Regions from separate parts of the Mus musculus genome. Here region 1 is linked to region 2. Evidence: chromatin loops called from intact Hi-C (ENCODE). Cell type or tissue: heart. All regions are shown on one strand. Region 1 overlaps Taf4 (TATA-box binding protein associated factor 4). Region 2 holds the start of Rps21 (ribosomal protein S21).

Region 1 (2,500 bases), 310 kb before region 2:
ACCTCAGCATGAGCTCCCAATCAAAGTGCCAAATAGCACAGGAGTCCTCTAATGACAGAGACCCCAGAAATGCCCGAGGAGGACATGCCTGAGTAAGCCAGGCAGAGTGCACCTGAGACCCAGCAGAAAAGACTGCTCCCACACCTGCTTCTCTCCTCCTCGGAAAGCTGATGTCAAGAGCCCAGAAAGTGGGCTGCAGTTCTCACAGCAGCTATGTGCTGACCCAAGGAGGCCACACAGTAGGTCCTAGAAGAGCCCAACCAGGCCTCTTTTTCTTTCCAGCTTGCACTCTCTCTAGGCATTGGCTCTGGGATCACCTGAGAACTGATATTGGTTACAGAGCAGTCTGCGTCCTCAGGATTGCCCATCAAGCCCACCCCATAGAGAGAACCTGTGGGGCTTCACTCACAATGCATTTAACTAAGCAGTCTGTGGCCATGTCAACGAAATGACAACACAAGGAAGAGCCATGCACATGAACCCAAGTAACACTTCACAGCCCTTTCCCAACTCAGAGTAAAGAGTAAGATAACCAGTCCCGTGTGCAAATCTGGAATGGACGGCGTGGCGGTCAAGAGAAATCCAGCTTTGTGCTTCACAGGTATGTCACAGAGTGAATCCCACAAGACAATACTGTACCTGAACAGGCCCCTCACTATCATGGCCTCAGCTTTCAAACTCATCCCAAGACTTGCTGCCACAGTCTGCCTGTCACTCAGGGACCTGTGACCCTCAAGGAGCAGCTCTTCTCTGCAGGGTGCTTCCTGGTTACTCATCCTAAACCCCAAATCTAGGTCCTGACGCCAAACCTACTCTTCTCTCTCCCAACACTTCTCCCCAGCCTTCACTCCCCACTAAAACCACACACGGCATCCCAGTTTACCTCAGCAGAGCTGCACTCTCCTAATCCTTGCCCCTCCTCTCCGTACTCCATCGTCACACAGCCAGTTTCCACTCCAGCTTCTGCACCTGCCTGAGCTGTAGCTGCCTGTCACCTCAGTCAGGAGCAGGTAGGTCTCCAATGCCTCCCTCCCGTCGCAGGACTGAACTCCAGCTGCTGAGAGCAGCGACGGGCCCTATGCCTCCTTTCTCAATGGCAGCCTCCAAGCATCAGGAGTGTCCTCTGCACTCTCACAGGCTTCCAGCTGCAGTCACAGAACCTCTTAGCAGCCTCTTCAGACAGTCCCTCACAGTCACTAGCTATGCCTGCTCTCCAAGTCAGCTCCCAGAGGGAAAGGGTTGGAACTTACAGAAATCTTTGCTCCCTCCAATCGGCTTCTGCAACATGTGCATTTCTTCCCACCACAAACTTAACTGCTCTTTTCAGAGCAGGATAAAATAGCTGACAATAAATTGTTGCATGCACTGGCTGCCCCCCAAGCATTAATGCCATGTTTACAAATATCTAAATTACATATTGTTCAATGAGTGATTATTATGAATTCTATCTGCAGTTATTAGACACAAAATGGACCTCAAAAGAGATCCGAGCTGGGCTGCAGATAAGGGTGTCCCTGGCATGTACACAACCCTGCTTTCTCCCCTCATCACTCAGGAGGTGGGCAGGAAGACCTCCAGTTTGCCATGCAGCTACATGGCAAGTTAGAGGCCAGCCTCAGATTCATGAGACCCATTTGAAAAGGAAACAAGGCAAGGGGCACCTGAACTGCTGCTACTCTGTGGCTGTGGAGGGAGGGAGGGAGGGAGGGAGGGAGGGAGGGAGGGAGGGAGGGAGGGAGGGAGGGAACGACTGAGTAGACAGGCAGGACAAGCACACATGAGCAAACAAAGTCGCACACTAGAAAGGCAGAAAGACATGGTGAGTGAGTTTGAGGTCAGCCTAGGCTATGAAGCAAGATACTGCCTCAAAACAAAACAGACACTGGTGAGAAGACTCTAGCCAATATGCAATACAATGAATGGCTGCCATATGACTTCCACCCTTCTGTGTATACCATTAGGATGGCCAATGCAGAGCCCTCCCATGAGACCACGCCACTCTAAGGCGGAAAGCCACAGCCTGTTCACGTCAGAGTTCATGCTGAGCGAGATCCGTTTTAATGTGTTAGACACAGAATTCAAAAGCCCTACACTATCACGATGTCCCTCATGGCAGCAATGACAGTTCTCCACCTCGAGCTCAGCAGCATCCACTCTCACTTTTCCTTAATCATGCCTCTTCTCAGAAAGTGCTCAGCTAAAAAGGCAGAATTATTTCTGCATTCAAAGAGGTTGTTTCAAACTCAGCCCTAGGCCAGCTTAAAAGCAAGGTCAACCAGGGAATGAAAGGCTACAAGAGACTAAGTGGCTAAAGCCACCATGGCTAACAAAGACAGTGACATTCTATCAGTATATGACAGCACCCAAGACTTGTGCTTTCTGAAAGCTCAGGCAGCCTCTCCAAGATACCTTCTGAAGTCCACACACAATTGTCCTCAAGACCATAACAGAGCATGGTGGGCCCTGAGCAGGCATGATGCGCTTTGACTCCAGCAAGTTC
Region 2 (2,500 bases):
TCCTTTTGCCTTGCTTAAAAAAAAAAAAAAAAAAAAAAAAAAAAAACCACGATAGATTCCATTCTTAAAGTTAGCCACCAAACTCTACTCCCTTATATGGTCACTTCCTCCTCGTGAGGCTGACTACCAAAGTCCAGCTATTAAAAGTCCTATCCAATCAAAATACACCACTGTGCAGCCCGGTCTAGCATGGAACCCCCCTTTTCTCTTATTAAAAGTTACACCTGCAAGGTCATTTGCTTGTGTTTTTCTGACCAAGTAGAAAACAGCCACTTTAACTCCTCTTCCCCACCCCCATTTAAAGGAGCTCTCTGTGAAAACAGGTGCTTGGGTAAGGTGTCTGTGCCTAATCTGAAAGATAACCCCTGCTGCGCGGGAATTTATTATTTTTTTCAAAACAGGGTTTCTCTGTGTAGCCCTGGCTGTCCTGGAGCTCACTGTGTAGACCAGGCTGGCCTGGAACTCAGAAATCTGCCTGCCTCTGCCTCCCGAGTGCTGGGATTAAAGGCGTGCGCCACCACGCCCTGCGCGGGAACTCTTAATGCATACATGACTACTGGTTTCCAGGTGTGAGGAGGAAAGTGTAGCCTCGGTTTCACCAGACCCCGTGACAGACAGTCTTGGAAGGTGATCACCAGTCAGTGTGCACATGGCAGGGAGGTTCTCCCCAAGACCATGTAACTGGGTGTATGTCCCAGCTCCAGACTGCAGCTCCAGTCCCAGAGAGATATCAGGCATAAAGTTCTACAGATGAGTGAGCAGTGGATTCACTCACGGAGAAATGTAATCTCAGGAGAGTCGTCAACAGCGTGGGCAGTCTTGTGTCCGGGCTGCTCTCTGACCTCGTAAACAAAGAGGCTTACTGAGCATTATGGTGACTGTGGTCTGGGAACTTTCCTTTTTCGAGACGGGAACTCAGTGTAGTCCAGAGTGGCCTCAAATAGATAATCCACCTGCCTCGGCATCCCGAATGCTGAGATTAAAGGCGTGCACTCTCAGGCCAGACTCACTTCCCTAGGCGTGTGGACCGGGTGGCGGCTGGAGCCAGAGGAGTAGGGCAGGGCCTGGGGCGAGGAGGGGCAGGATGGCAAGGACGCAGGGTGAGTAGGGGGTTCTTGAAGAGAATGAATGTGCAGCGGAAAGCCAGCGGTCCAGCTCATTTGATCCAACCTCAGTTTCCTCTTCGGAGGATTGGTCTTCCCGTTCCCGCCTCCCTCCGCCACGCTCGTTCCCCTCCCAGGCTCTGGCGGCGCCTCAGGTCGGTGGAGTCAGGGATCCAGCAGCGGCTGGGCTCCCTCTGACAAGCTAGCCTCGAGGGCGGCTGGAAGACAAGCCAAGTCCAACCTCTCCAGCGGAGGACGGAGGGGCTGGACTCCGCAATGGAGGCGGGGCCTGAGGAAGAAGGCATGTCTTGGCTGGAGGCGGAGACAGGGACCGATGCCTGTGCTTTGTGCGGAAAGAGCCAGGCTTTCTTTGCACCGGAAGCGGAAGTTAAAACACACAAACAGGCCTCCGGTATGGTGGATACGAGTACCCTGACCCGGAAGCACTTACCGAGGACCCGCCCTCCTGCCCAATAGTGCTGCGGAGGCACGAGCTACTTCCTTTCTGCGCTCTCGCTGGACAAGTGAGCAGGTAGGCCTCGGTGCGGGCTGTGTGCGAGCGGGGCCGGGCTGGGCCGGGCTGGGCGCAGTTGGGGAGGTCGCGGTCACATGGCCGAGAGTGCTTGCGGGCCATGGGTCTGGTTGGGCCCGCAGACTCGGAGTGCGGGCCTGACCAGTCTCAAGACCTGCGTGGTAACTCTGCAGGGACGGCCTCAGGATGCAGAACGACGCCGGCGAGTTTGTGGACCTGTACGTGCCGCGGAAATGGTGAGCATCTGCGGGCCCGTCATTCTCGCGCCCGCTTTCCCCGCTCCCATTCATCCACTGTTCTTTTGCGACCTATTAAACGCACTGTGCATCTCTTTACCCAGCTCCGCAAGCAACCGCATCATTGCTGCCAAGGACCACGCGTCCATCCAGATGAACGTGGCCGAGGTGAGCTGGGAACCTGACGGTTCCTGAGGGAAGGAATTACGAGGCCCTCAGGCCTCAGCCTGGCTCTTGGTGTGTTTACTAACATCGGGGTGAGGTCGAATCTTCCAACCTCTTTTTTTTTTTTTTTAACCCAGGTTGATAGGACCACAGGCCGGTTTAATGGCCAGTTTAAAACCTATGGCATCTGCGGGGCCATTCGCAGGATGGTGAGTTCTACCACCTGGTCTGCCTTGTACTGTTCATGTGACATCTGAGCTCTGATGGTGGTGTCCTTTTCTTCCTGTGGGAATGGTTTTGGGCTTAATAGTGCATGCTCTGCCTGCTAAGCAGGGAGCCAGCTCTGTGTGGATACTCAGGTATTTATTTTTAATTTTAAAGGGCGAGTCAGATGATTCTATTCTCCGATTGGCTAAGGCTGATGGAATTGTCTCAAAGTAAGTGTGGGGGACAATCTCACATTG

What was found. A loop is a pair of places that touch in the nucleus more often than their neighbours do. Peaks named below come from ENCODE experiments on the same cell type or tissue, not always from the same donor. Only the 100,000 strongest peaks of a DNase experiment are listed, where the experiment ranks them.
Region 1: a loop joins it to region 2, with 3 times the contacts of the local background. A loop is called at or near these places in 1 of 42 quality-filtered maps.

The regions. Positions count from the first base shown.
Region 1 is chr2:179,943,439-179,945,938 of GRCm38, forward strand. The region is part of intron 1 of Taf4 (TATA-box binding protein associated factor 4); the gene reads right to left. Among named protein-coding and RNA genes, the nearest start is that of Taf4, 32 kb to the right of the region's middle. In heart, no CTCF peak of the experiment used is centred here; no DNase peak of the experiment used is centred here; H3K4me3 peaks cover 287 bases.
Region 2 is chr2:180,255,813-180,258,312 of GRCm38, forward strand. Rps21 (ribosomal protein S21) reads left to right here and starts at 1,567. Exons shown (of 6, transcript NM_025587.2): 1 at 1,567-1,635; 2 at 1,809-1,871; 3 at 1,976-2,039; 4 at 2,174-2,245; 5 at 2,418-2,473. The coding sequence starts at 1,822. Mir3091 (microRNA 3091) reads left to right here and starts at 1,724; the gene lies at 1,724-1,799. In heart, no CTCF peak of the experiment used is centred here; DNase peaks (open chromatin) are centred at 589 and 1,329; H3K4me3 peaks cover 2,301 bases; H3K27ac peaks cover 2,275 bases.